2 separate regions of the Homo sapiens genome follow, and region 1 is linked to region 2. A link is a contact called in ENCODE Hi-C or POLR2A ChIA-PET data. All regions are on one chromosome and are shown on one strand. Each heading gives the region's core, a stretch centred on a gene start or an enhancer-like site at or near the end of the contact. The rest is flanking DNA. Distances are from core to core; before and after follow the strand shown. Region 1 has its middle 3.3 kb from the start of LINC03050. Region 2 overlaps SPRED2 (sprouty related EVH1 domain containing 2).

Region 1 (3,830 bases), core at 847-3,346, 290 kb before region 2:
TAAGATGAAGACATAGAGCCTGCCTGCGAGAAGCCTGCAATGGAGTGCAAGAAGCAGTGTGAGCATCAGGATGGCATCAGATCCTCCTCTCCCCTCCACCCTCCTCATCCCCTTCCCTCTCCCCTCACTTTGGGCAACAGACCATTGCCTTCTAAGCAGGCCTGCCTACATAGTCCAGGATGAAAAATGCAATTGATTTCAGAATGTGTACTGTAGACACATAGCAGAGACTTTTTTGAGAGATAAATTTTGGAATTCTAAAATCTCAGTTTTTATATCAAAAGGCAACTTCTGGAAGCCTCAGAGCATAGTGTCATAATTGGTAGAACAGGGAAAAATTTTCAGCAGTGATGGTTTCCCTTACCATAGGAGGGAACCCACCCCACCAGCTCTTTTTTTTTTTTTTTTTTTTTGACAGAATTTCGCTCTTGTGGCCCAGGCTGGAGTGCAGTGGCGCCATCTCTGCTCACCACAACCTCTGTCTCCCAGATTCAAGTGATTCTCCTGCCTCAGCCTCCCGAGTAGCTGGGATTACAGGCATGCACCACCACACCCGACTAATTTTGTATTTTGAGTAGAGACAGAGTTTCTCCATGTTGGTCAGGCTGGTCTCAAACTCCCAACCTCAGGTGATCCACCCACCTCAGCCTCCCAAAAGTGCTGGGATCACAGGTGTGAGCCACCATGCCTGGCCCCACCTCACCAGCTCTTATCCCACCAGCTGTGAACCTTGGTGAGTCCTTAGTGATCTGATCACATAAGGACACTGAGCCCTAGGGGTGTAGGAGGATTGAAGCCCTGATGCAATGCTTATCATTTTAGTCACCTATCACTCAGTCACAGTTCTGGTGGTTTAGCTATTTCTCTCCTCAAATGCACGGAAAACTGTGATTTGGTTCTCTACAAATGACACTTTCTGTTTTTGTGTTTGTTTTTCAAAATACCTTGGCATAACTCATACAATGAGATTAGAATTTGTTGGTGAACTATTTTTCAGCTCAGTAACCTATTTTTTTAATTGTGGTAAAAATAAAACCACATAACATAAAGTGTACCATCTTAACCATTTTTAAGTGTACAGTTCAGTAGTACTAAATATATTCACATTGCTGTGAGATACATCTCCAGAACTTTCTCATCTTGCAGAACTGAAACTCTATAACTATAAATAACTCTCTTTTGCCCCTTCCCCCAGCTCTTGGCAACCACCCTTCTACTTCCTATTATCTACGATTTGACTAATTTAGATATCTCATGTGAGTAGAATTATACAATGTTTTTCCTTTTGTGTCTGGCTTGTTTCACAGAGCATAATGTCTTCAAGGTTCATCCACGCTGCACCAAGTGTCAGAATTCCTCTCCCTTTTAAGGCTGAATAATATTCCATTGTATGTAAATGCCACATTTTGTTTATCCATTCATCCACTGATGAATATGTAGGTTGCTTCTACCTCTTGGCTCTTGCAAATAACCCTGCTATGAACATGAGTGTGCAAATACCTTTTCAAGACCCTGCTTTTAATTCTTTTGGATATAGGCCCAGAAGTGAGATTCTGGATCATAAGGTAGTCCTAGTTTCAATTTTTTTGAGGAACAATGATACTGTTTCCCATAGCAGTGGCACCATTCTACATCCTCCAACAATTCCCAGGGTTCCAACTTCTCCACATCCCTTTCAACACTTACTGTCTGTTATTGTTGTTGTTTATAGTAGCCACTGTAATGGTTGGGTAATGCCTCAGTTGTGGTCTTGATTTGCATTTCTCTGGTAGTTAGTGATGTTGAGCATCTTTTCATATGCTTTTTGGCCATTTGTAACTCAGCAACCATTTTTAAAAGTGTTGATTTTTGAAGCTCTGAAATTGAGTTTTCCTGTTTTGGGGCAGGCCCCAACTGCCACTTTTCACAGAGGAGGTCCCAGTGAAAAAGAGGCAGTTTCTGTTTTTGACTTTAACATATGACTAAAGTAAGGTTTCTCAGCCTCATCACAATTGACATTTTGGTTGAGGAATGCCCCGTGCATTGTAGGGAGTTTACCAGCATCCCTGGCCTCTAGATGCCAGTAGCATTCCGGCTCCCCTGGTGACAGCCAAAAATATCTCCAGACATTACCAAATGTCTCCGGGGGAACAAAACTGCCCCTGGTTGAGAGCCACTGGATTAGAGTTTTCAAACTAGCATGTTTGAGTTGGCCAACGTGACAATTTTAAATTTTTGAGACAACATTAAAAATTTTGTAGATATCACCTAAAAATTCAGATTTCCAGCTTCTCTTGAGGAAGCAGAGGATACAGGCTATCTTGGGCCTGCATTGCCCCATGGCAATATTTGGCTGGGCTGAGTAGCTACTGCCCCACCCAAGTTTGAGGTGGTTCCCTCAATGTAGCCCATAAAATAAAACCATTGTGAATGCCAGATACATCTGCCTCTAGTTTATCCAGTGAAATAATTCTGATTTGTCTGAGTTTTCCTACTAGTATGCATGATAATGTAAAATCCCAGACCACTGGACCAAAACTACTAGAATTATTTGATATTCCAAAGTTTACTCTCTGTCTTTGTCTGTCTGTCCCTCTCTCTCTCTCTCTCTCTCTCTCTCTCTCTCTCACACACACACACACACACACACACAGAGAGAGAGAGAGAGAGAGAGAGACAGCAAGGTTCACAGAACACTGGACTAGAAGCTGGGAGAGCAAGGTTCTAATCCTGAGTCTGTGTCCTTGATTAATTCAATTTAACAAGTATTCATTGAATGCCTACTACATGAAAGATTTCAAGTTGAGGTCCAGAACTCATATGGACCCTGGCTTCCTTAACTAATGCTCGTATTGAACAGGTGAGTTTCAAGAGCTGATTGAGCTCTAACCACCTACAATCCATACATAAACATAATATAGTAAAACCCTGCTGCTCTGGAAAAATTGAGGCTGGGAATAGAGAAAGAGAGAGTTTGGACTAGTGGCCAGAAGAGACTATAAAATCCTTTTAAATAAATGCAGTTATATATTTTTCACACTCATGTAGTTATGCACACTGGGCTGTGACAGACACGGTTGGCATGACATACATGGGGGTATACCACCCTGATCCCCCAGCAGGGCAGGACCTTCTGCCCAGCTATGGGGAATGTAGCCTTCCAAATCTGCCTCAGCTGCAGAGAGCTGCCTCTCCCAGCAGCCCACATCTGATGAGTCATCTCCTAGGTATAAAGTCCTGGTCATTTCGACCCAATGCAGGATACAAGCAGGCAATACTTGCCCCGGAACCCTCCAAAGCCAAGAAATGGCCCAGACTTTTTCAGGCCTACCTTGCAGTTCAACTCCTTCCACTACCCAACCCCGCTTTCTCTCCCTTCCCTTCAAAGGAATTGAACCCTAATAACATTTTGCACCCCAAACTTGGCATCAGCATCTGCCTGTGGAGTACACACACTTCAGCAGTTGGCTATTATTGGATAGGCATGCACGTATGTACATGTGTGTGAGATTTTGGTCAGGGATCCACCTCTTGCCCACTTGACCCAGGAGTTGATTCATCTATAGCTCTAAGTAGTCAGTGTGAGCCCATTCACCTCCCTACTGACTGATTTAGGAAGCGATTGTGATCCAGTGCTGGCCAATGAGATGTGACAGAAGGTCAATGAAGGGGTTTCTGAGAAATCTTTCCATAATAATAAAAAGCAACACACAGGGAGAATTTTCTTCTGCTGGACAAGGTCATATCTATTTTGATGTCAGAAATCTGGCTGCTATCTTGGCACAAGGAGAAAGCACAAAGCTCATTGAGAAGGGCAAAATGGAAAGAATGGGAGACACTTGTATATCTTG
Region 2 (3,855 bases), core at 644-3,143:
CTAGGAGGCAGAGCTTACAGTGAGCCGAGATCGTGCCACTGCACTCCAGCCTGGGCAACGGAGCAAGACTCCGTCTCAAAAAAAAAAAAAAAAATATATATATATATATATATATATAGAGAGAGAGAGAGAGAGAGAGAGAGAGAGAGAGAGAGAGAGGAAAGGAGACCAAACTATCTTTTGTGAGCAAAATGATTTACTTAGAAAAATCTAGTTTCATAAGGGAGCTAAGCAAAACAACCAGATACAGGATCAACATACAGAATCAGTAACTTTCATATACCAGCAGTCACAGTTTAAAATAGAAATTTTTAGGCCAGGCGTGGTAGCTCATCCCTGTAATCCTGGCACTTTAGGAGGACAAGGTGGGCAGATTGCCTGAGCTCAGGAGTTGGAGACCAGCCTGGGCAACCTGGTGAAACCCCATCTCTACTAAAAAAATCAAAAAATTAGCCAAACGTGTTGGCACGTGCTTGTAATCCCAGCCACTCGGGAGGCTGAGGCATGAGAATCGCTTGAACCCAGGAGGCGGAGGTTGCAGTGAGCTGAGATTCCGCCGCTGCACTCCAGCCTGGGTGACAGATCAAGGCTCTGTCTCAAAAAAATGTATAGCAAAATAGAAATTTTAAATCCCATTTTATTTTTGCCATAACCCCAAGGAAGATTTTGGCCCAATTTTACAGATGTAAACACTGGAGTTAGAGATTAACTTGACCAAAATCATCTTATAATTAGCAGAGAATGATTCAAATCTAATCTGCCTGAGCTGAGACCCTGTTGTTTTTAGCATTGTAATACTCCCCTCGTTTCTGTTGTTCAGTGCCTCATATTAGGTTGCACACTTCTTAATTGGACATCTTTTTTTTTTTTTTTTTTTTTTTTTTAGACAGGGTCTTGATTTGTTGCCCAGGCTGGTCTCGAACTCTTGACTTCAAGCGATCCTCCTACCTCAGCCTCCCAAAGCGCTGGGATTACAGGCATGAGCAGCTGCACCCAGCTGGACATCTTTTTAGCAACAGGCATTGACATTGAGTCAGAGTCAAACCCAAAGGCAAGAGTGTTTTTAGAGGGTACATTTGCAGGTGGCAAGGGCTGTGCTCCCTGCATCATAGTGCACAAGACCTCCCAGTGTCAGCTGGGGCCAGATGGCAATGCCAGCCTCAGTGTCCACAGCAGGAGACATTAAACGCCCACTCTGACCTGCTCTCTCAGGATGCTGCAGTCATGCCTTCTAGGAGCCTGAAGTCCCCGAGCACAGAGTAGTCACAGGGGACCTCTGCTTTTGTTCTTCAAAGCCCTAACAGTTCTTAGACCCCCACTGGAGAGCAAGGGGAGTGTAGATACAGTTGGGAGCATGTGATTGCCAACTTTTTCATTGAAGGTGACAGCTTTCAGATTGGTAGGTTGGTAGGTGTCAGTAGCTTGTGCACAGAAATAACAGAGAGATGTTTAAGAATCTTGCTTGTGTATTAGGTATGTGCATACCTCAGGTGGGCTGCTTTTCTGCAGCCCACGGAAACCAGGGCAGAGTTATAGGAGAGCCAGTTCAGAGGTGCATGAGGGTAAAAGGAGATTTTTTTTCCCCTTTGCCTTTCTTGGAGATGCCCTGGTAGTACATTCCTTTTGTTTGTAGGTCACACTAGCTGCTTTGTAAGAATCATCTGTTAGTATCCATCTGAAATAGCCTTGGCTTCCAATGGAATCTTCTGGGAGTTCAGACAACCCTGAACAGCTGGGCCTGGAAGACTGCAGGCTCGGCTAGGACGCAACCTCAGCTCTGCCCTCAGGAGGCAGTAGACTGTGGACATGCCTCTCGAGGTCTTCTGGCCTTCTTGCTTCACTGTAGAAATTCGTCATCAGATAAGGCCTTTCTCAGTCTCACATCCTCTGACAAATGTCTGGGGAGCTTTGCACTGGACTGTGCAGGGAGAGAGGGCTGGGGAGGTGGGATGGGAATATCGGAAGGTAGCATTTCTGATCGACTAATGAGTCCTAGGAAAAGCCGGATGTGCCTCATTTCTCAGAAGGACTTTCTACACATTGTTAACCCAAAAGTGGGTCACAGAAAATAGGCTGAGTTAGGGTGAACAGATGACTAACACAGTGGTGACCGTGGTGTGTTAAATGGGCTTCTGAGAACTAAGTACTGAGAGCTTATTACAATGTTCAACACAAGGCTAACTTCTAACCTAATAGATGACTGTAACGTGGCTGTTGGATAAGAATTTAACTCTTGAGATTTGAATCACACTGAAAGGCCCTGATTACTCATTTGAGAGGTATTTATTGAGATCTGTAGTAACCTTTGTACTGTGAGACATCATCTCCTCATCTCCTGGGTTTGTATACAGCAGGGTGTACCTTGTGACTTGGAGAAGTTGTGTTTTGTGTTAATCTCAACAAAATACCTCTTAGCATAGGAGCTGGAAGTGGACTTACCTGGCTGTGAGAGGCAGCAGTGTGTGGGGCCTATTAGAAATCTCCCTGGGCTTTGTGGTCAGGGAGGCTGCATTTCAGTCCCAGCTCTGCCAGTGACTGTGCTGCCATGGCCTGGATTCACCATCTCTCAGAGTCCCTTAGTGCCAGTGTGTGACATGGAGATAGTGTTTTACCTGTGACCTGCTGGCCATGCTGAGGAACCGTGTCCACAAGTAGCTCAGGGCCTGGCACACCATAAGCACTCACACATATGACACCAAGAAGAGTTGTTTGTGAGGAAGAGGAGGGAACCTGGGGAGGAGTAAGGGGTAGAGAGAAGCCAGGAGTGTGGTGCCTGTGGGACTGCTTTGGAAGGAATCCATAGTGAAGGGAAAGTGCACCCAAGTGACAAACCCAGTGTATTCTGGCTTAAGTCACAAAAGAGAATTGGTGTCATCATTGGGACATCCTCGAGTGGTCAGGATTCAGGCTTGGCTGGATCCAGCAGCTCAAAGGGACTAAGGGTGGCTTCTCTTGCTCCCATCCTCAGACAAGTCCTTTCCCCACACCCGTGCCAGGATTCAAGGCTTATAGGACCCTTAGATCTTGATTACAGAAATGGAGACAGCTGCTTTTCTGACCGCTCTGTCAAAAGTCTCTCTATATTGCTTCGGAGAGCACCGTGTGTTCATATTGAAATTAGTCACCATGGCTTGGGGGATCAGAAGCAGGCATCAGCCATGCATGGCATAGACCAAACCCAAGTAGAGAAACATCCAGGAGGGTTGGGTCTCCAGAGGGATGCTGCACATGTGGACCAAGGTGTAAAAACTAACAATGCTTATGTTGCATAATGGAAATATGGGTGTGTTTTTCCTAAATTCTTGTAGTGCTTTTTTTCTAAGTATGTACTACTTTATAAATGAGAGGAGGATAAAAAGAACTTTTGTAAGTCTATTTGTTTTGCCCTTGTCCCTAAAATGATTTATGATAGCTAACAAAAACATGTAAAGTGATAGATAAGTCAGGGTATGGTGGCTCATGGCAGTAATCCCAGCATATTGGGAGGCCAAAGCAGGAGGATCACTTGAGCCCAGGAGTTCAAGACCAGCCTGGGCAACTTGGCAAGACCCCCGTCTCTACAAAAAATACAAAAATTAGCCAGGGGTGGTGGTGCACACCTATTGTCCCGGCTACTCAGGAGGCTGAAGCAGGGGGATCACTTGAGCTGTGTTCATGCCACGGCACTCCAGCTTGGGTGACAAAGCAAAATCCTGTCCCAAATACATAAATAAATACATTTAAAAATATATATATAAGCAAATGAGATGAGGGGAATATACAAGTAAGAAACAGTAGCCAAAGGAAAGTTCCTGTAGATTTGCAAGAAAGAGAGCATCTAGAGATCAGAAAAAGCCTTTTCTTTTCATCTGTTTA

What was found. A loop is a pair of places that touch in the nucleus more often than their neighbours do. ChIA-PET counts read pairs that join two places held with the same protein, here RNA polymerase II (POLR2A). Pooled maps may share reads with other maps.
Region 1: a pooled map shows a loop between it and region 2 (11-fold over the local background). The contact joins two enhancer-like sites. A Hi-C loop is called at or near these places in 7 of 37 single-sample maps with no recorded cell type and 8 of 50 pooled maps. POLR2A ChIA-PET finds 5 or more read pairs at or near these places in 2 of 52 experiments (A549 and OCI-LY7).

The regions. Positions count from the first base shown.
Region 1 is chr2:65,603,782-65,607,611 of GRCh38, reverse strand. No RefSeq gene overlaps it. Among named protein-coding and RNA genes, the nearest start is that of LINC03050, 3.3 kb to the right of the region's middle. RefSeq lists an enhancer at 906-1,385. Within about 2 kb of position 2,096, at least 4 of the 41 ENCODE cell types and tissues checked have a DNase peak (open chromatin) inside an H3K27ac peak, as active enhancers do.
Region 2 is chr2:65,318,534-65,322,388 of GRCh38, reverse strand. The region is part of intron 4 of SPRED2 (sprouty related EVH1 domain containing 2); the gene reads left to right. Among named protein-coding and RNA genes, the nearest start is that of ACTR2, 93 kb to the right of the region's middle. Within about 2 kb of position 1,893, at least 8 of the 41 ENCODE cell types and tissues checked have a DNase peak (open chromatin) inside an H3K27ac peak, as active enhancers do.